2 separate regions of the Homo sapiens genome follow, and region 1 is linked to region 2. A link is a loop called in an ENCODE intact Hi-C map of the cell type or tissue named here. Cell type or tissue: heart right ventricle. All regions are shown on one strand. Links, peaks and the distances in the headings refer to the core of each region. The heading gives the core; the rest is flanking DNA.

The links. Peaks named below come from ENCODE experiments on the same cell type or tissue, not always from the same donor. Only the 100,000 strongest peaks of a DNase experiment are listed, where the experiment ranks them.
Region 1: a loop joins it to region 2, with 5 times the contacts of the local background. A loop is called at or near these places in 20 of 110 quality-filtered maps.

Annotation. Positions count from the first base shown.
Region 1 is chr14:69,578,788-69,590,210 of GRCh38, forward strand. No RefSeq gene overlaps it. Among named protein-coding and RNA genes, the nearest start is that of CCDC177, 9.6 kb to the left of the region's middle. In heart right ventricle, for the core only: a CTCF peak has its summit at 6,384 (motif pointing right); a DNase peak (open chromatin) is centred at 6,414; H3K27ac peaks cover 1,919 bases.
Region 2 is chr14:70,022,045-70,033,467 of GRCh38, forward strand. It overlaps SMOC1 (SPARC related modular calcium binding 1), which reads left to right. Exons shown (of 12, transcript NM_001034852.3): 11 at 1,159-1,403; 12 at 8,198-10,322. The coding sequence ends at 8,214. Among named protein-coding and RNA genes, the nearest start is that of SNORD169, 50 kb to the left of the region's middle. RefSeq lists a silencer at 10,468-10,762. In heart right ventricle, for the core only: a CTCF peak has its summit at 5,955 (motif pointing left); a DNase peak (open chromatin) is centred at 5,947; H3K27me3 peaks cover 1,166 bases.

The DNA of each region.
Region 1 (11,423 bases), core at 1,774-9,773, 440 kb before region 2:
ATCCTGAGTAGCTGGGACTAGAAGCGCACACCACCACGCCTGGCTAAGTTTTGTATGTTTGGTAGAGATGGGGTTTCACCATGTTGGCCAGGATGGTCTCGATCTCCTGACCTCGTGATCCACACGCCTCAGCCTCCCAAAGTGCTGGGATTGCAGGAGTGAGCCACTGCGCCCGGCTGGTTACCATTTATTTTGATAAACCTTATCTTACAGACATGGTGAGAATCAACATCTGCAGTATTTGCAAGTTCTTAAGGGGAAGCCCGACAAATGTTCTACCTTTGATTAAAGAATGATTCTGCATCTGGGAAGGTCATGCAAGGAGAGGGCAGGAGAAGGGGGCCTTGAAATAGGACACCAACATATCCAGCCACTTTGCTGGAACTGACTTGGTAGTCAATGCGGTGCCATCGAATTGTCAGGTATCTCCCACTTCTCATCTTTAAGTGCCTTGGACATTTCAGGAGATGGATTTCACTTCAGGTTGGGAGCTCTAGACTGCTGTAATTTAAGAGTGTTAAATCCAATTTTATTATAGTACCCAGTAAAGACAGCAGCCCAATTTGGGAACACTCACCTGCTTCTTATGAGTGGGGATAGTGGATATGATGGTAAAAAATGTGGGCTTGGGAGGCAAAAAGATGGGGCTGGGTGCAGTCACTGGCACCTGTAATCCCAACACTGTGGGAGTCTGAGGTGAGAGGATCACTTGAGCCCAGAAGTTTGAGATTGTGGTGAGCTAGGATTGCAACCACTGCACTCTAGCCTGGGCGACAGAGTGAGATCCTGTCTCATTAAAAGAAAAAAAAAAAGGCAGATGGGTAGTTCTAATTTCAGCTCCTCCAGGCTGTGTGATTTTAGGCAAGTTTCTTAACCTCTCTGAGCCTCAACTTCGTCTTTCAAAAAGGAAGGCACAATATGGACTGTTATTTTGCCTTACACAGACCCTTACAGATAATAACAATTAGGTACACCATTAGGTCCTTTAATATTACTAGCTCACTAATCTAGACAAATACAGTGTAGACATTATCATCTCCATTTAAATTCCTTTTGCACAGCCCCCACCACCCACTTCAGCTCAGTGTACTCACGCTCATCCATTCTCCTTCCTCTCAGTAGAGTCGAATTTGCAGAACAGAGGTTTTTTCACTCTAAAGTTCTACATCAGGAGTTGATAAACTATGATCTGTGGGCCAGATCCACTGCTTGGTTTTTGTAAATCAAGTTTTACTGGAACACAGTCATGCTTATTTGTTTGTATAGTATCTGTACTGCTTTTGCACCACAATGGCTGACTTGAGTAGTTTGGACAGACACTGTCTGACTCAACAAAGCTTGACGTATTTACTATCGGGCTCTGTGCAGAAACACTTTGCCAACCCCTGTCCTAATGACTGATAACAGCTTGGGCCAGTCATCAATGTATTGCCTCATAGCTCCAAGTTCACCCTACAGTACCTTCTCTGGGGTGATGTGCTGTAAGCGTTTGCTGTAAGCGTTTTCTGCCTGACAGTGAGCCCAATATGAAGGCTTGCCAGTAGGGGGAACCAGGGCAATGTTGCAGGAGGAAGGGGGTTACTCTTCCCAATCCTGTGTGCGGTGCTATTTGCTTTTTCTTGCCCCTGCTGTGTGGTTAGTGGTGGTACAGCTGTGTGGGAACGTCTGTGGTACTCTGCTCCAGTTGCATCTCCATAACAGCCCCTTGGTGACCTTGTAGCCCCGGCCCAGGCCTGGTGACCACCTTCCAGTGCCTTCCTGAGGTGGACACCAGGTGTTCCAGGCCTCATACCCGTAGTGGCACTCTGGCTCCCTCCCACCAGCCTCAGCTTACCTATAATTTCCTGCTTGCTCAACAGCTGTGGAGTGGCTCTGCCCTGGGCAGACTTCTGTGTCACCCAATGGGCTGTAACAATACCTCCTCTAAGGAGGTCTGAACTCCAATCTTTTTTTTTTTTTTTTGTAGAGACAAGGTCTTGAACTCCTGGCCTCTGGTGATCCTCCTGCCTCAGCCTCCCAAAATGCTGGGATAACTGGCATGAGCCACTGCACCCAGCTCCCCAGTCTTGAGGAGGGAACTCTCCTTCCAAGTTGTCCTTCCTTGAATACTCTCCTTCAGCCTTGGGGAACCGTTAGCTTCATACCTCTTTGTGTTAGGCTTCTCTGTTTAAATTGCTATGTGGTTTCTGTATCTTGATTGGACCCAGAACTATATACAGCTTAATGTGTAACCATTCCCAATTTCTGAGACTAAAGCCTTAAGAAGAAATTTAGGACACAAACCAGCAGGTAAAAGGTAATAGTTGTTAAAAGTAAAGTGTTTTATTTCATACTTTAATGAAGTAATATATGTTCATCAAAAGAGGAAATGAAAAAGTACAGGAAAAGGAAGGAAAAAAAATCACGTGTAGAAAAATCATTGCTGAAAGACCACCACTGTTACATTTTGGTGTGTAGGTGGCAGGGACTTGCAAGCTGCAGGACAGGTTCTTGTCTGTTTCTGCTCTCAATTGCTTAGGGTCCAGTAAGTGGTAGCCCTCCTGCTGGATGCATCGAGAGGAAATGAGATCTAAGTAGTGCTACTTTGCCCACTCTGTGTACCATAAAACTACCTAAAGTACCCTGAGCCATTAAGCTGCTTTGGTGAATCTTCAGAGTTAGGCTTCTTAAGCAGGTGATGCTCATGTTTAAGAACTGTCTCGTGGGACAGGAGAGGCCCAGCCTGCCCTTAACTGTGAAGCTGCGTCACTGCGGAGATGTAGAGGGAGCCTTATGATTAATCCAATGGGCTTTTCTCTCACTCTGTGAAGGGCTGCACCTCATTCCATCCACCAGCCTTTTGTATGATATTGCAGAAGCGTCCTCCTTCCTGAGTATGACCAGGAACCAGGGGTGCTGCCCCATGGGCATCTCCTCTGTGAAATGCTTGTGCTTGAAAGAACAGGCTGGTGCTCAGGAGCCAGGCTTGTTTCCAGTCTCTGCCTCTCCTGCTGGGCCATCTGCCTCTGGCATAAGCCACTTCTCTGCTCAGTCCCTTTAGGCCCCTTCCATTTCAGAGAGGCTACACTGGCATCACAGCCACTGTTCCCACTGGCCTCTCCCCCGTGCCTCTGCCTGCCAACATGCACGCACACACACACACACACACACACACACACACACACACACGCACACACACGCACTGATGTATTTCTTTCTTTTTACATTTTAACTTAATTTTAATTTAATTTTATTTTTTGAGACAGAGTCTTGCTCTATTGCCCAGGCTGGAGTGCAGTGGCACGATCATGGCTCACTATGTCCTTAACCCCCACGGCTCAAGTGATCCTCCCACCTCAGTCTCCCAATAGCTGGGACTAAAGGCATGCACCACCATGCCCACCAATTTTTTAATTTTTTGTAGAGATGAGGTCTCACTATGTTGTCCAGGCTGGTCTCAAACTCTCGGGCTCAAGCAATCCTCCCCTCTTGGCCTCCCAAAGTGTTGGGATTATAGGCATGAGCATTGTGCCTAGCCCCCCCTCCTTTTTCTTCTTAATGGACAATTCTAATTTAGAACATTATGCACCATTGCCTTCCATGATGCCTCAGACCAGTCATCCCAATATATATATTTAGACATTCAGAGATGAGTCATATTCTACTTCTGGGAATATGTGTGATCACTGGCAGAATATGTGTCTCTTGGGGATCAGGAATTTACCTTTGTATGTGTCTCTTGGGGATCAGGAATTTACCATCAGGCTCCTTTTAAATTTAATTTTTACTTTTATTTTGAGATGAGTTCTTGCTATGTTGCCCAGGCTGGCCTCAAACTCCTGGAATCAAGCAATCCTCCCACCTTAGCCTCCCAAGCAGCTGGGATAACAGGAATGAACCACCATGCCCAGCCATCAGGCTCCTTTTTACCCATCCAAATGTGTCAATCAACCACACAACAACAACAAGAAATGCATCAAAAAGTTATTGTTAAGATGCACCAAGCTCAGCTAGGATATCTGCAAATACTGAGAAGGGGAAGACAAGGCCCCTTACCCTGAGTGCCAGTTGGAGCAATAAGACCCAAACACTCAAGAAGTTAAATAATAAGAGTTAAATCCATTATTTTATCTGATAATCAACATAAGAGAGTGGTCACAGGCAGAATGTGATGAATGCATTACTAAGGAGCTAGACAGCGCTAGGTGGGTCCCTCAGCCTTGCTGAGTCTGATTTCCTTTCTTGATTGTATTAGTTTGCTAGGGCTGCTGTAACAAAATGCCCCAGACTAGGTGACTGAAGCAACGAAAATGTATTTTCTCACAGTTCTGGAGGCGAGAAGTCCAAGATGATGATGTCAGCAGCTTGGTTTCTTCTGGGGCCTCTCTCCGTGGCTTGCAGATGGCCACCTTCTCACTATGTCTTCACATTTGTCCCTCTGTTTCCTGTGTCCTAATTTCTTCTTATAAGGATAGTAGTCACATTGGATTAGGGCCCACCCTGATGACTGTACTTTAACTTAGTTACTTTTTATTTTTTAGAGATGGTATTGCTATGTTGATCAGGCTGGTCTCCAACTCCTAGCTGCAAGCCATCCTCCCTTGGCCTCCCAAAGTGCTGGGATTAGAGGCATAAGCCACCACATCCAGCCTTAATTACTTCTTTAAAGGGATGACATGGTTTGGATCTGTGTCCCTGCCCAAATATCATGTCAATTGTAATCCCCAGTGTTGGAGGTGAGGCCTAGTGGGAGGTGATTGGATCATGGGGATGGTCTTTCATGAATGTTTAGCATCATCCTCTTGGTGCTGTTTCTCGTGATAGTGAGTAAATGAGTGATCATGAGAGCTGGTTGTTTAAAAGTGTGTAGTACCTCCCTGCTCCCTCTCTTCTGCCTGCTCCAGCCATGTAAGACGTGCCTACTTCCCCTTTGCCTTCCACCATGATTGTAAGTTTCCTGAGGCCTCCCCAGAAGCCAAGGAGATGCCAGCATCATGCTTCCTGTACAGCCTGTGGAACCATAAATACAAAAAATTAGCTGGGCATAGTGGCAGGTGCCTGTAATCCCAGCTACTCAGGAGGCTGAGGCAGGAAAATTGCTTGAACCCGGGAGGCGGAGGTTGCGGTGAGCCAAGATCGTGCCACTGTACTCCAGCCCGAGTGACAGAGTGAGACTTCGTCTCAAAAAATAAATAAATAAATAAAAATAAATAAATAATCACACATGTGCTGGGAAGCAGAGGGACTGCTGGGAGACCCTCTAATCAGGCAAGAGATGGGCATGGCCTGAACTAAGGCAGCAGCAGTGAGGATAGAGAGCATAGGAAAAAAATGTGAATTTATGAGAGAGAATCAACAAAATTGGTGAGTGATTAGGTGTGGTATCAAAACTCCTGGGTGAGACAGGCACAGTGGCTCATGCCTGTAATCCCAGCACTTTGGGAGGCTGAGGTGGGCGGATCACTTGAGGTCAGGAGTTTGAGAGCAGCCTGGCCAACATGGTGAAACCCTCTCTACTAAAAATATAAAAAATTAGCCGGGTGTGGTGGCGGGTGCCTGTAACCCCACCTACTTGGGAGGCTGAGGCAGGAGAATTGCTTGAACCCTGGAGGTGGAGGTTGTAGTGAGCCAAGATGGTGCCACTGCACTCCAGCCTAGATGACAGAGTGAGACTCTGTCTCAAACATAAGACAAAGACAAAAACAAAAACAAACCTGCCTGGATGTCTGGCTTGGTCAACTGGATAGGTGTGGGGAGGACAGGTTGTGCTGTTCGCTGAGGTGTGAAGTGGAGGAGGAAGAGAAGCAAAGATGATGAGATCCACTTTCAACCTGTTGAATGGCCATATCTATCAGGTGTCTAACCTAATGGTTAATATCATGAGTTTCAGAGTCCACAGACCTGAAGTCAAATCCCAGCTTGTCAGGTCCTGGCTGTGTGATCCTGGGAGTTACTCAAACTTTCTGAACTGACATTTGTTCCCCATAAAATGGGTATAGTAATATCTCCCTTATAAGGTTGTTGCTGAGAATTAAAGGAGATTAAATATGTTCAGCACACAGCACAGTGTACCCATGCATCTGGAACGTAGTATTACGCAGTAAGTGGAAAGTCATTATTATTATCACTACATTTAGATGAAATGATGAGCAAATCCAAGCTTTCTTTTGGTTGCTTTCCTGTGTGTTTATAGATCATGTCTCTAACTTGGATTTCAGTTCCTCTGCTCCATTTGGAAACAGTGCCTTCTACTTTTTTTTTTTTTTGTCATTTGTTCCTGGAGATCGGAGTTTTTCCCTGATGCTCAGCTCTTTGATAGGGTTGACTAGAAGGCAGGATTATTTTGTTTACTGGAGGCAAATTTTGAGAAGGGAACTCAATGCTCACTCCACACTCTTACCACCAGGTGGCGTCCCTCCTCTGGTCATCTGCATGTAGAGACAAGGTATGAGAGAATCAACAAAATTGGTGTGTGATTAGGTGTGGTATCAAAACTCCTGGGTGAGACGGGCGTGGTGGCTCATGCTTGTAATCCCAGCACTTTGGGAGGCCAAGGTGAGCAGATCACCTGAGGTCAGGAGTTCGAGACCAGCCTGGCCAACATGGCGAAACCCCGTCTCTACTAACGATACAAAAAATTAGCCAAACGTGGTGGTGTGCGTCTGTAATCCCAGCTATTAGGGAGGCTGAGGCAGGAGAATTGCTTGAACCTGGGAGGCGGAAGTTGCAGTGAGCCGAGATTGCACCACTGCACTGCAGCCTGGGTGACAGAGCAAGACTCTGTCTCAAAAAAACAAAACAAAACAAAAAACATCGATAAAAAATAACTTCAAACATAAAAAAGGAATAAATAATAACCCCCTATAACCGCAAACTTACTGAATTGTAATGTTTTATTTTCTTATCCAGTTCACCTACTAGACAGTGACTTCTGTGAGGAGAGGACCTGTATTTTATGACATTTCCTCCCCAGCCCCTGTGTCTGACATAGATATTCAGTGAGAGTTTGAGGAATAAATGGAAGTACACTCGGTCCCACTTCTCTGTTCATACTCTTCTGCTTTCCTCCTTTTTTGGGAGATTCTCCCCATCTATGCCTTCAGTTTTTGAGAGGCAAGCAAGGAGTCAGCCGTGGGCACTCCCCCGACACTGAGAACTAGGGATGTCTTACCATGACACCCTCTGCCACCAAAGCTTGGTACACTAGAAACAGCATGGGCTTGGAACCACATACATGTATCCAAATTTCAGCTCTTTCTTTTTTATTCTTATTTATTTATTTGAGACAGAGTCTCACTCACTCTGTTGCCCAGGCTGGAGTGCAGTGGTGCCATCTCGGCTCACTGCAACCTCTGCCTCCTAGGTTCAAGCAATTCTTCTGCTTCAGCCTCCAGAGTAGCTAGGACTATAGGTGTGCACCACCATGACAGGCTAAGTTTTGTATTTTTAGTAGAGACTGGGTTTCACCGTGTTGGTCAGGCTGGTCTCGAACTCCTGATCTCAAGCGATTACCCTGCCTCAGCCTCCTAAAGTGCTGGGATGACAGGCATGAGCCACCGTGCCTGGCCTTTCTTTTTTTAAAAAATGAACATGACAAGTTGTTTATTGTCTCTGAGCCTCAGTTGCATTATCTGTAAAAATAAGAATTATAATTGATTTGCAGAATGGTTGTGGGAGTCAAATAAGATACCCAACTGCTTGGCATAGTAGGTGAGCATTAAATGTTTATTTCCTTTCCTGTGGGTTTTATGTTGATTCTCGGAAAATGACTTCCTCCTTGGGGAGGAACGGCTGTTATTCATTATGCAGCTGGAACAATGACAATATGGATCTTTGGGAAACACCAGCTTCCCCTGCCCCAGCATAGGAAATGGAATGTCAGCCTCCCCCCGCTTACCCAAGTCCTCTGTGTCCAACTAGGCCAGCGAAAAATGAGAAGGGGCTGCAGTGCCTCTGCACTGTGTCCTCCCAGTTATATTTGTCCATTCTTCCATTCATGTATTCATTCATACAACACTCCATATGGCTGAGTGCCTACTGTGTGCAGGCCCAGGGCTGGGTGCTCGGACTCAGTGGTGAACAGATAGACTTGGCCACTGCCATCACAGAGAGTTCGTGGATGGAGGCGAGATACCCGCACACCTTGCGACAGCCTTAACTGTAACTGTGGTAAGAGCTATGGATAAAAAGTGTGGGCTCTGGGAGGGAATGACAGGGGGATCTCACTTGTTCTGAGGCCTGCAGGGCTTCCCTGAGGAATTGGTGCTGAAACTGAGATATGAAGGACAAATGGGAGTCAGCCAGGCAAAGTGGGTGGGGAGAAGAGAACCCCTTCCATCCTTGTACTCCCTACTTGCCCCCTTTCCCCATCAACTTGTGGGGTGGCCCATGTGGGTGCACACCCCAGCACTCCCTGCCACAAAGTTCTACCTGGGCCTCACCCCCAAAACCTCCTGGCTCAGCCCCTCCAGCCCCCTTCTCAAATGGCTGCAGGAACTAGAGTCTCCTTCTCAAAGAAGTTGTCCTAAGATGACAGCAGAGAAACGTGTCCCCTTCAAGGAGAACTTGCCTTCTACTCAAGGACACATACAGATGAAGTATCTTTAAAGAACAGAATCTAAAAACGGAGATCTCAGGCACTTTCTGGCCAGAGTTTTGGGGAATCTTGTCAGTGTTTTGCTGACTCTACCCTGAGCACAATCTCCTGCCACATGGGTCCATCTTTCTTCTCTCCCTACGTCACTGCGATTCTTAGCCTCTCCCCACCAGAGCAAACAGGCAACACCCTGAGTCTGTCCTTCCTGCTTTGGCACAGCCAGAGGCCAGGGTCTGGAGCAGCCCAGGGCACCAGGTGAAGGTACACAAGTGTTCCATCGCTGGGCCAGAGGACCCAGCCCAAACAAGGGCAAAAGATGAACTTGACGTCAGTCCTGGGCGAGGCTGGCCAACGGTCTGTCTGTGAGCCTCAAAAGGAAAAGAAGGAATCATGACGAATGGAGTCAGGCTGCTTTCATTTTCTTTTCTTGAGTAGGCTGCAGAGCCAGGCAGTGCTGGCAACAAGAGGCAAGCCCCTGTAGACCCTCTGCAGATGGGATGAGGACACATATGCCCGATTAGAGCATAGCCAGATGGTGGCATCTTTAGTGGCAGTGCTGTCCTGAGTGCTGTGCCATTGAAGGGATATTGATAACTTGGATGTAGATAGAGTGATCAAAGATGACACTAATCTGGGCAGAGAGATAATGAAAATCATCATAGTTAGCATTTAGATGCCTGGCCTGTTTCACTTTGCCACACACTTTTGCATTGTATTTAATTCTCATGATGACTCTAAGAAGTAGGAATGATGTCCCTAGGTGACAGATGAGGAAACAGAGACTTGGCAGGGGTAAGCTACATGCCCAAGGTCACATAGCTAATATGCGGTGAGTTGGGCTTGGAAAACCGTCTGAGGGTCTCACCAGCACTGACAAACTCCACTCCGCTATCCATCATCCATCCATCCATCCAACAAAGATTTAGTGAACTCCTTCCAAGTGTTGGGCGACATGTGAGGTAAGGCAGACAAAGTCCTGCTCTCATGGAGCTTACATCCTAGGAAGGAGACCGAAAATAAAGAAGTAAACCAATTTTAAAACATTTCACAGAAGTGCTATGAAAAATAAAGTCATGGCCAGGTGCAGTGGCTCACACCTGTAATCCCAGCACGCTGGGAGGCTGAGGTGAGAGGATTCCTTGAGCCCAGGAGTTCAAGACCAGCCTGGACAATGTAGTGAGACCCTGATTATAAAAAAAAAAAAAAAATTAGCTGGGCATGGTGGCGTGCGCCTGTAGTACCAGCTAGTTGGGAGGCTGAGATGAGAGGATCGCTTAAGCCCAAGAAGTTGATAAATAAATAAATAAATAAATATAAATAAAAATAAAGTGAGGCAATAGGATAAGTCCATTTTACACTGAATGGCCAGGGAAGGTGTCTCTTAGGAATTGACATCTGTGGCAAAAGGGAGCCAGGTGGGGAGTGTCTGGGGAAGGCCTGTAGGCAGGGGTAGGTTTGGCATCTTTGAGAAACAGCATCAACTTGAATGGATTAAGTGAGCTGTGCTTCTAGACTGAGTTTCAAGAAATTGTTTAGGATAAATGTCAGGTCTTGTGCTTGGGCCCAGGGTACTGTGGACTTGCCTGGACTGGGCTGAGTGAGAGAGGCTGGAGTCTCAGTTGGTCTGGTAAAGTTAACACGATCTTGTTGTGCTGCGCTGATAAAGTAGTGTCTGGGGTGGAGAAGGGGATGGACTCTTTCCCCTGTGTGCTGGTCAGACCCACCAGGAGATCTGCATGCTCCCGGGCTGCACATGGACAAATTAGACTGTCTCGCCTGGAGAACTGCCACCAGGACAGTGAGCAGGATGGGGCGGAAAAACCACTTACTCCTGGCAGAGGAGATATGGGGAGGCACAAGCACTGCCTCCAGAAAAATCTAGGGTCAGTGGGAAGGAGTTACAAGGAATTAGATTTCTTTTACTTCTTTCTTCTTTTTTTTCATTGATAAAAGAGATATGTGCAATATCTAAAGTAGAAAAAAAGCATTAGAAAAAGGAAAATGAATCATTTAAATCCCTTATCTACTATAGGCAATCACTGATGACATTTGGCATAATTTCTTTTCTAGGCTTAAGAAAACATACTGGGACCGGGTGTGGTGGCTCACGCCTGTAATCCCAGCACTTTGGGAGGCTGAGACTCTGTCAAAAAAAAAAAAAAAGAAAAAAGAAAAAGAAAGAAAACATACTGAAATCATACTGAGACTCTGTCAAGAAAAAAAAAAAGAAAAAGAAAGAAAACATACTGAAATCATACTGTGCATATGCATGATTTTATTGATGTGTCTATGCTTGTCTAGATGTTTAGGGAGGCAGTGGAGGAGAGGGGCTAGAGGCAGACTCTGGGTGCTTGGCCTGGGCTTGGATCCCAGATCTGCCTTTTATTACCTGTGTGACTCTGAGCAAGGGATTCCACCTCCCATCCCTCAGTCTCATCCAAAAAATGAGGGTAATATTAGTGTCTACCACAGAGAGTTATTTGAGGAGTAAATGAGCCAATAGTAGTTATAAACACTAAAAACAGTGCTTGCACAAACCTAAGTTACATATTTAATACATAAGTAAATACCATCCTTCTTTTAACACAATAAGCATTTTATAGTGATGTCGAGAACTGTATGTAAACATCTTTCCATTGTCTGAATAAAATCCCTTCATATATTTTCCCATAGCTTATTGAGACATCCCCCAATGTGAGATATTGTGTATTTCTCATGTTGCACTACTTACAAGTGGCACATTTTTGATTGGTTCATTTGGATAGAGTCACAGAAGTAAAATTACTGGGTTAAAGGATGTGGACTTTGTTCTGTATTTTTTTCTTTTTCTTTTTTCTTTTCTTTTCTT
Region 2 (11,423 bases), core at 1,127-9,126:
TCCCAACATCAATCTTTTTCTCCTTCCCCAGGGGAAGTTGCACAAGGGCCTAGATCACAGTCACTCAGTGCCAAGCCCTGGGAACAGGAGCCATGGGGCTCATGGGGTTCCATTCTCCTCGTTAGTGAACCCAGGCAGCCCCTCTGTAATAGACCCATTATTGGCTTTAAAAATTGTAAATAGTAGTTATCACCCTGACTCCGTTTTGGGAGAAAATAGGAGACAGTTAAGTAAATAACATAGATGAGTAGGCCATTACATACAGTTACACATGTAGACGTAGATGTTGGCCTTGTAACTTGATGAGGGGCTGTGTTAGATGTGCTTGTGACTCTGCCTCTGGATGCCAGGAAGTGTTCTTGGTGACTCTAGTCCAGCATTTCTCAGCAGAATCACCTGGCAGTGCTGGTGAATACATGGTTTCCTGGGTCCACCCCAGATCCCCTGACTAAAACCTCAGGCTGGAGAGACTCATCCCCAGTAGGTCCCGGCTTTTCCAGTTTTGGAACTTCTGTTGGTGTCTGACCCAGTTGCTTTCTTCTCTCAATTCCCACTGCACTGGATGTCCAGCAGTGATGGACCGTGGGAACCTCACACCCCACATTCAGTTGTCATGACTATTTTCACCTTTTTGGCTCTGTCTCATAGAGACAGTGAGCCACTTGAGGCCAGGGGTGCACCCTCCAGGGCCCAGACTGGCACTGGGCGTACAGTGGATGCTCAGAGCACCTTCCCCACAGTCAGTCCACCACAGGGCACATGTTTACGTGTAATGAGCAGCTTGTCCGCAGTGAGTGCTAGGCCAGGGGAGGGACAATTTGGATTCCAGCTCTGGTTTATTCAGCAAATTAGATCAAGCCAATTTGTCTTGAGCACCCATCATGTACAAGAACATTTCTGGCTTTGGTAGAGGGTGAGTCATGTTTGTGTAATAAGGATTACCCACCTGGGGAGTCCTGAGAAAAGAATGGTCCAATCTTAGGATTTGAGTCGGAGAGGATGGCTTAACGTTGCCACAGGCTGAGCCGCTGTGGGTGGACTTTGGCTTGGAGGAGCCGTTTCTACCTGACTTTCTGGGGGCAGTCATACCAGGGCTGATGGTTCCTGCAAGATCCTGATTGGTGTTCTCTGCGGTGGGGGTGTTTGTCCATGGCCCAGGTTCTCAGAGCCAGACCCCAGCCACACCCTGGAGGAGCGGGTAGTGCACTGGTATTTCAGCCAGCTGGACAGCAATAGCAGCAACGACATTAACAAGCGGGAGATGAAGCCCTTCAAGCGCTACGTGAAGAAGAAAGCCAAGCCCAAGAAATGTGCCCGGCGTTTCACCGACTACTGTGACCTGAACAAAGACAAGGTCATTTCACTGCCTGAGCTGAAGGGCTGCCTGGGTGTTAGCAAAGAAGGTGAGTGCTCTCCCCTGTGCTCCTGGCCTTTCAATACTTGCCCCCACCCAGGCATGGGACCAAGGGCTCTCTGATAAATGAGATTCCAGATACTCATCTATTCATCAATTATTTGCTGGAAGTGTGCTATGCTTCATGCTAGATGTTTGAGACAGTGGTGGAATTGACTGATAAGGTCCCTATCCTTGCACAGAAGACAGAGCTTAAATAAGCACTCACATGAGCTGTGATACATGCTGTGAGAGTGTGCTAGGGTGGGCCAGGCTACAGTCACAAGTAGACCCATACATCATGGCTTGACACAGTGGAAAATTTTTCTTTCCCATATAATAGTTCAGCATGGTCGCAGGTTGTAGGGTGTGTGTGTGTGTGAGTGTGTGTATGTGTGTGTGTGTGTGTGTGTGTGTGTAGGGGTAGGAGTAGGGGCAGGGATTGCTCTATGCAGTCACTCTGGGATCCAGGCTGAGAGTGACTCTGCCATCTTCATCATGTGGCTTCCAAGGTTACTCTGGGGGTCATCTCCATCCTCAGTCAACCAGATGGAGTAGACATGAAGCAGTGCATGTGAGGGAGTTTCATGGGCCAGTCCTGGAAATGACACTCATTCCTGCTGGTATTTCACTGACCAGAGCTCGGTCACTAGGAAGGCTGGGTTTTATGGGCCAGCCCTGGAAATGACACACATTCCTGGTCATAATTCATTGGCTGGAACTCAGTCACTAGGGGAAGGGAACCCAAGAAGAGAGCAGCATGAATTCTGGTGAACACCTAGTAAGCTCTGTCACAGCAGGGCAAGTGCAGAGCATTGTAGCAACATATATAGGGGCACCCAAGACTCTAAGGGACAGACAGCCTTGAAAAACTTTTGAAGGAAGCGATGCCTAAACCAGGGCTCAGCAAACAATGGCCTGAATGCTCAATCTAGTCTGTGGCCTGTTTTTGTACAGCCTGTGAACTAAGAATGATTTTTGCATTTGTAAAGAGCTGTAAGTTTTTTTTGAAAGAAGAATATATAAGAGGGACCGTATATGGCCCACAAAGCCTAAAATATTTACTATTTAGTCTCTTGCAGATAAATTTGCCAACCCATGGTCTAACCCATTACTGGAAACATGAGTAGGAGATGGCCAAGCAGAGAGGTCAGGAGAGGGAAGAGTGTTCTAAGCCAAGGCAAATGAGGAGTGAAGCTCTGGAGGCAAGGAAACAGTTTTCAATGAGCTGAAGGATGTTTGTGTGACTGAAATGAATATTTTAACAGTGGTAGGAAGAGCAGGGGTGGTGACAAGAGGCAAGGTGAAGTTGGAGAGTTTTTAAATTCAGGTGAAAGACTTTAGACTTTATAAGGGTAGTGGAAAGCTGTTGAAGGCGTTCAGAGAATTGATAGTATCAGTTTTTCTTTAAAAAGTATTCTGGTTTCAGGGTGGGACATGGATTGGAAATGAGCAAGGCAGGGTCATCCAATAGGAGGCATGGCACAGTCCAGGCTAGAGTGATGGAGGGCCAAGTTATGAAAACACAGCAGGGTAAGGGGAATGGAGAGAAGTGGGTGATTGGAGATCAAGTTAGGTATGGGACAAAGGTAGGTTTGTTCAGCTGGAGGCATGGCTGCTCACTGAGATGGGCAACATGGAAGGAAGAGCAGGTTAAGTATAGAGGGATGTAGAGGGTGCCCAAGTATGGTTTGGACACGTTGAGTTGGATGCACATGAAGGATGAGTGGCTCTGTAATGCAGGTGAAGGGTCTGAAGATGCAGATTTGGGTGATGCCGACTTATTTGAAATGGAAGCTTTGGAAAAGCTGAGATTTCCTAAGGAGAGAGTTTAGCAGAAGAAGATAAAAAGGCCTTTTCCTTGTTCCTCAGTTGTCAGAGTAAACCCAAAGAATAGCATGGGAAATGGATGGGTTCCCATAGGAACCTGGGCTTGGGATCCACTTCCCACCGCCCGCCCCGCCATGGCTGGTTTCTGGCCTTGGTTCTGGGGCTTACTGGTGTGTGACTGACTTCATTACTCTGGGCATGCCTGTCTGACGCGGATGCTTCTCTGTTCCCATAGTACTCTGAGTCTCCAGGACTCAGCAATGAGTCAATGGTTCAAACCCTGCCTCTGTCCCGGCCTCGCTCTTTCACTACATGCGGCTTGAGTGTCCCTTATCTGAAATGCTTGGGACCAGAAGTGTTTGGAACTTTTTCAGATTTTGTAATATTTGCATTACACTTACTGGTTGAGCATCCCAAATCCACAAAATCTGAAATCCGATATGCTCCAGTGAGCATTTCCTTTGAGCATCATGTCAGCACTTAAAAGGTTTTGGATTTTGAAGCATTTTGGATTTCAATTCAGTACAAATTACTGAACCATTCTGCATTTCAGTTTCTTCACCTGCTTAATGGGAAAAATGCTAGAGTCTATCTCATAGGACTGTTGTGCTGATTAAATGGGACAGTGAGTTAAAGCATTCCCAAAGTTCCTGAGAAATTGAAATAACTCAATAGAAGTTCAATACTACTATTCTTCTTTGTAAGATGAACTTACACTGTGTTGCAGTTTACTCTTCCGATTACCCCTTGAAGCCAAAAGGATTCTCTCTCTCAATTCCTAACCTCTAGCACCGTACATGGCACCTGGTAATTCATTAAGTCCTTGTTAGATGAATGAATAAGTGAAGGAATGAATGGATGGGGGGGTTGCCCCTTCCGGTGACATTATGCTCTGACACGCTTGGAATTTGTGGTCCTTTCGCAGAGCACAGTCAGATGGCCAATGTCGGGAAGAGACCATCCAGTGTCAATGTAGACCCCAGGCATACCAGGGGCACTCCTGGGCTAAGCGATGATGCTCTGTACTGCCCCTGCCTTCGGCCCCCTTCCCGTGCTAGTAGTTCTGGTCTGCACAGCACACGGAAGCCAAGCAATGGCTGAGTGTGGTGAGCTCAGATCCACCGAGCTCAGGGACTCCTCCTAGCCTTCCTCTGAAGCCTTTCCAGGCACCAGGTGTCTGCCAGTCCCAGCTGACATACAGGACCTGACAGAAGCATCCAGAGAAAACTGAAGTAGAATGTAGATTTAGGGATCCCTGGTCATCTGGATGTTCCTCCTCAATCCAGGCTCAGCTGCAGACAAGTGTTAGTTTCAGTTATCCTCATAGCTTTGCCCACAGAGGCCCCTAGGGTGCTTTGGAGTGCAACTGTCATTCTTCTTGGCCCAATACACCCTCTTGAACCTCTCACCTCAAAGGTAGGACTATGGAAAGTCTGGCCAGAAAGCCCGTGTCTGTGACATGTCTCTGAATGTATATACACATGTCTGTTTGTGCATGTCTCTGTGGGTAGGCCTGAGTGTGCACCTGTCTGTGTTCATGTCTGTGTCTGTTTGTACATGGTCTACACTTATGTCTTTAAGTATGGCTATGTGTGCATGTCTATACACATGTGTGCATGCATTGTGCATATGTCTGTGTATGTCTGTGCATGTGTCTGCATATGTGTGTGTATGAGTGTGATGGAGTGAGGGAGAGTAGAACATTGAGATAAGAGGAAGAGGGTATGTAGGATTAATCAATGGGGTGGGGTGAAGTGGAGGCTGAGTAGACTTAAAGCCTATGCAGAGGCAGAAAGGATTCCTGTGTCCCCACTCTCCATTTCAACACACACCACAGGACACACTGCTCTGGACCCAAGCAGCCCAGAGCTAGAAGGCTCTGTGGGTCCTCTAGTCCATTTTGCAGTCTAGGAGTCAAGGCTAGCCCAGAGAGGAGTAGCGATTTGCTCAAGGGTACATGTGAGGTACCACCACTGCTGGCGCTTGGCCCAGCCTCAGGATTCCTGGGCCAGACTGCTGTCCCCTCCAGGAGAAGGACCCCAGTGTGTTTGAAGATGTCGCCTTGTGTGAGCAGGCCAGTCTTGGTTGCCTGGTGAAGCCAAGGGAGTGGCCAGTGGGGGAGTCTGGGGAAGAGGGGGAGCAGACCAGCCTGGGGGCAGCGTGGGCAGGAGTAGAGGTGTTGCAGGGGGTGAGGGTGCCACCAGCAACCTGAGTGGGGAAGCCCACAGTTTCCAGGCAGGCAGTGCCTATGGGATGACGGACCACTATTGAGAGGCCCAGGAGCAGTGTGGGTATACCATGATCAGGCACAAGTAGGGGCTGGAGTAAGTGCAGAGGCCCTGAAGTCAGATGGGCCTGGCTTGATTTTAATCCCAGCTCTGACAATTACCGGATCTTTAATCCTTGGCAAGTTACCTAAACTCTCTAAGCCTCCGTTTCCCCATTTGCAAAGTGGAGATTATAGTACCTACCTCAACGATTTGGTGAGGATGTAATCAGATAATGTGTGTGAAGAACTTAGCACGGTACCTGGTACATAGCGAAGGCACAAAAGAAATTGGTAGCGGTAGAGGAACATGTCCGGGAAAGAAGGTATGAGTTTCAGAACTGCCCCCTCCATCCCTCTGCTCTGCAGGGCGGCAGAAAAAAGCCCCTGTGGTCAATGGTGTGCAGGGGCTCCGGGAGCAGAGCCTATGCGTCGGTCATCCATCCCGTGTCGTGCGGTGCCCCCTGGTGGGCTGCGAGGGGCTTGCATGCTAGGTGGGGACAGAAGCTGGCTGGGGGAAGGATGCCGAGCTTGGGGACCAGTAGAGTTTTGGGTCCAAGGGACTGAATTTTTGGAAATTCCACTGGATCACAGATATTTTACCAACCAGACTCCTCCCTGGAGAGCTGAATTCTCTGCATAACATGCCTCTTTCTTCACTTTCCCAATTTATAAAGCACCTTCACTGGGATCATTGTCACTGTCCTGTGAGGCAGGCGGGGTGGGGTCTAGTGCCTCCTTTTCTCAGAACTATCCGCTCTTCTTTTGCCTTGTCTGAGGATGCCAACTGCCTGGGGCTCAGCCTTCTTCTCTTCCATCCTCCCTGATGGCTCAGAGCATGATTCTGGAGGCAGCTAGCTAGGTCGGAATTTGCTTTGCCGCATGGAAGCTGTGCCATCCTGGGTGGGTTACTTGATATCTCCAAGCTTCAGTTTCATCATCCTAAGATGGAGATAATTTTATCACTCTCAAATAAAGTCGCTCTGAGGATTAACTGATAGGACTTAGGTAACAGGATTAGCACATAAGCCTCCATGAAAAAGAGCTGGTTACGGCTAGCTGTCCATTTTGCTTCACACATCTCAGCCTGGTGGGCAGGACTGCTGTGCACCTCCTTTTTAGATGTGCTGACCTTTCTACTCAGCAAGGAGAGAAGCAGCTGCTGGAGGGAGTGGAGGAAAGGTGGGATTTGAAGTCAGCAGCCTGACTCTGCCGCTTCCCACCTGCCTGCCTTGGGGCTGTCACCTTCTTTTAGAGTTCATGTCCTCCTCTGTAAAATTGGATAAACCGATATCCACCCCACGCCCACTCCACCCCATGTCCGCTCTCCTTTCTTCAGTTGTAAGGAATATTGGCATAACCCAGGGGACATGGAGCTGTGGCTCACATGACCAGCGGGTGGGCTTGGGTTCTGCAGCGCTGTACACTCCTCAAAGCCCTTTCTCCTCCTCCATGAATTCAGTGGATCCTCAAGGCAATTCTGAGAGGGAGGCAGAGCAGAAGCCGTACAGCTGTGGTTCTAGCTCCCAGGCTGTAGACTGACCCAGAGAGGTTCAGGGGCATGCACAGAGTCACGTGGCCCTAAGCATCTCGGAGTGGTGGCGGGGGGCAGCTCTTGATGTGCTTGCCCCCAGCTCCTCGCTCCTCTTCAAGAGGCCAGGACCTGCTGGAGCAGGCGTGGCAGTTTCCACAATGGCTCAGCACCCTGTGGGGAGATGTGGGTGTCAGCAGAATGAGGCTGGGACTTTGTGTAAGTCGCCCCTCTGCTCTGAGCTGCTGCTGGATTCCTTCTACCTCTGACATTCTGTGACTCGGGGAACCAAGACCTGGGACAGTTCTGTCCAGGTACATCAGCACCAGAGCCCTTCTTAGTGGATAGCTGAGGGATTGCAAAGAGGTGCCCAGCAGGAGCCAGGCCTTATGGAAAAGGGACTTTGTGTGAAGGCGTTGGCCAGTAATAAGTTCACCTGAGCCATAGACACTCACAGAGCAAAAAGTAGGGCCAAACAACTTTTTGCTCTTTCCCAAGTCTGCTCTTTATTCTGAGGGTCAGAGAGGACAGAGACCCAGCATACGGAAGAAGGTGCCAGTTCTCTGGTCAAGGCCACTCAATGTCACATGTTCCTGGTTTGTTGCAGGTGGTAGCCTTGGCAGTTTCCCCCAGGCAAAATGAGCAGGCACAAACCCATTCAGTAAGTTGCCCCTTTCTGGGCTCCTCAGGGGTGAAGGGATTGGCCAGGTGACTTAAGCTCCCATTTTCAGGTTGTTTGCTGAGGACACGAGAGAACTATTGGGTCAGTGCCAATGGGATTCTGCCATCCCCACCTGTAAACAAACCCCTGTCGTTTCCACCCCAGCCCCAGGTTGAAAAGCTGGCATGTGAGAGTAGTGTGATCTGAACAGAGTGCACACCCTGCAACCCACACTTCCCTAGGCCAAGCCTCGTTCTCTCCAATGCCAGACTTATTTCAGTTGCAGTGGTGGTGCCTCATAGTGGCAAAGGACAGGCTGGTAAAACATGCTCATCTGCAAGTCCAGGCAACCTGTGCCCCACCTAGCCTCATAGAGGACAGCAGGTGGAAAAGGCTGCACTTGTGGGGAAATTGATGGACATAGCTGGATTTCTCACAAGCCCAACTCTAACTTCTTGCTTATATCTGCCCCCGACCTTTTTTTTTTTTTTTTTGCATTCTCCTTCCTTCTCTCAGTAGGACGCCTCGTCTAAGGAGCAGAAAACCCAAGGGCAGGTGGAGAGTCCAGGGAGGCAGGATGGATCACCAGACACCTAACCTTCAGCGTTGCCCATGGCCCTGCCACATCCCGTGTAACATAAGTGGTGCCCACCATGTTTGCACTTTTAATAACTCTTACTTGCGTGTTTTGTTTTTGGTTTCATTTTAAAACACCAATATCTAATACCACAGTGGGAAAAGGAAAGGGAAGAAAGACTTTATTCTCTCTCTTATTGTAAGTTTTTGGATCTGCTACTGACAACTTTTAGAGGGTTTTGGGGGGGTGGGGGAGGGTGTTGTTGGGGCTGAGAAGAAAGAGATTTATATGCTGTATATAAATATATATGTAAATTGTATAGTTCTTTTGTACAGGCATTGGCATTGCTGTTTGTTTATTTCTCTCCCTCTGCCTGCTGTGGGTGGTGGGCACTCTGGACACATAGTCCAGCTTTCTAAAATCCAGGACTCTATCCTGGGCCTACTAAACTTCTGTTTGGAGACTGACCCTTGTGTATAAAGACGGGAGTCCTGCAATTGTACTGCGGACTCCACGAGTTCTTTTCTGGTGGGAGGACTATATTGCCCCATGCCATTAGTTGTCAAAATTGATAAGTCACTTGGCTCTCGGCCTTGTCCAGGGAGGTTGGGCTAAGGAGAGATGGAAACTGCCCTGGGAGAGGAAGGGAGTCCAGATCCCATGAATAGCCCACACAGGTACCGGCTCTCAGAGGGTCCGTGCATTCCTGCTCTCCGGACCCCCAAAGGGCCCAGCATTGGTGGGTGCACCAGTATCTTAGTGACCCTCGGAGCAAATTATCCACAAAGGATTTGCATTACGTCACTCGAAACGTTTTCATCCATGCTTAGCATCTACTCTGTATAACGCATGAGAGGGGAGGCAAAGAAGAAAAAGACACACAGAAGGGCCTTTAAAAAAGTAGATATTTAATATCTAAGCAGGGGAGGGGACAGGACAGAAAGCCTGCACTGAGGGGTGCGGTGCCAACAGGGAAACTCTTCACCTCCCTGCAAACCTACCAGTGAGGCTCCCAGAGACGCAGCTGTCTCAGTGCCAGGGGCAGATTGGGTGTGACCTCTCCACTCCTCCATCTCCTGCTGTTGTCCTAGTGGCTATCACAGGCCTGGGTGGGTGGGTTGGGGGAGGTGTCAGTCACCTTGTTGGTAACACTAAAGTTGTTTTGTTGGTTTTTTAAAAACCCAATACTGAGGTTCTTCCTGTTCCCTCAAGTTTTCTTATGGGCTTCCAGGCTTTAAGCTAATTCCAGAAGTAAAACTGATCTTGGGTTTCCTATTCTGCCTCCCCTAGAAGGGCAGGGGTGATAACCCAGCTACAGGGAAATCCCGGCCCAGCTTTCCACAGGCATCACAGGCATCTTCCGCGGATTCTAGGGTGGGCTGCCCAGCCTTCTGGTCTGAGGCGCAGCTCCCTCTGCCCAGGTGCTGTGCCTATTCAAGTGGCCTTCAGGCAGAGCAGCAAGTGGCCCTTAGCGCCCCTTCCCATAAGCAGCTGTGGTGGCAGTGAGGGAGGTTGGGTAGCCCTGGACTGGTCCCCTCCTCAGATCACCCTTGCAAATCTGGCCTCATCTTGTATTCCAACCCGACATCCCTAAAAGTACCTCCACCCGTTCCGGGTCTGGAAGGCGTTGGCACCACAAGCACTGTCCCTGTGGGAGGAGCACAACCTTCTCGGGACAGGATCTGATGGGGTCTTGGGCTAAAGGAGGTCCCTGCTGTCCTGGAGAAAGTCCTAGAGGTTATCTCAGGAATGACTGGTGGCCCTGCCCCAACGTGGAAAGGTGGGAAGGAAGCCTTCTCCCATTAGCCCCAATGAGAGAACTCAACGTGCCGGAGCTGAGTGGGCCTTGCACGAGACACTGGCCCCACTTTCAGGCCTGGAGGAAGCATGCACACATGGAGACGGCGCCTGCCTGTAGATGTTTGGATCTTCGAGATCTCCCCAGGCATCTTGTCTCCCACAGGATCGTGTGTGTAGGTGGTGTTGTGTGGTTTTCCTTTGTGAAGGAGAGAGGGAAACTATTTGTAGCTTGTTTTATAAAAAATAAAAAATGGGTAAATCTTGGCGGCTGTTGCCTCTTTCTTTGGGTGGCTTCCTTTAATGAAAAGGCTTTATTTCCTAGAAAGCTTAGTTCGTTTCCCTGGCCTGGGTGCTCTCCACTTCCATCCAAGGACATCTGAGGTGCTGCCAATGATGAACCTAGCAGGGGACCCGGAAGTGGCCAGTGTGGTACTGCACCTAGAGAGGGGACTCCCTTGCTAAAGGTGTTTGTGCACTCTCTGTAATTCTTCCTCTTACCTCCACCCACATGTCTGCCCCACGGGATGCCCCTCCCTGACTGCCATTCCCTTCCTCTCACTGGAATGTAGGGAATGTTGCTGGCAGAGCTTTGGGGGCAGGGCTTGGGGAAGAGCCTATTCCATGGCTTCAGGCTGTTGAAAGTGGGTACATTGCCATCATCCAGATGACAAGACGCCAGGCTGAAATGTAGCCATAGGTGGGGAGCAGACCCCCAGTGGAGTTTTTCAGCCTGTACCCCAGTTTTGTGGGGTATCTATTCTGGCTGAGGCTGCAGGTCTGGTTTGCAGAGCTGGAGAACTCCCAGACGAGGATTGGCAGCAGGGGTGGAGATTCTAGGTTTTCTCCAGCGTGACCGGCCTCTTTGCCTTTTTCCCTGTGTGCACACACAGCTGTCCCTGGAAATGACCGCCTCAGCCATCCCCTTGGGAACCTTCTCCAGATTCCTTGTGCCACACTCTGCCCCCTTGTCTTTGCAGGTGAACAGAAGATAATTCCCCTTGTAAACCTCTCCTCCAGCCTTTGCTCCAGCTAGGCTTTCTTGCGACAGGGTCTAAGCCCCGGAATTTGATCACGCAGGCCACTCCTTGTCCAGGGCTTGTCCTTCCTTGCAGCTCAGAAGAGAGGACAGGTGGTTCACGGCACACTTACCGAGTGCCAGACACTGCGTGCTATGTATACAGGCCCTGTCGTATGTATGTAGTACCACAACCCAGTGACACAGGCGTCATTGTTCCTATTTCTCAAGTGTGGACTCAGACTCAAGAGTTCAGTGTCTTGCTGGGGTCACCCAGCTGGAAAGGCAGAGCAGGAATCATACTTAGATTTTCTGACTCCAGGCCTGGAGCTCTGCCTACTCCTCAGCTG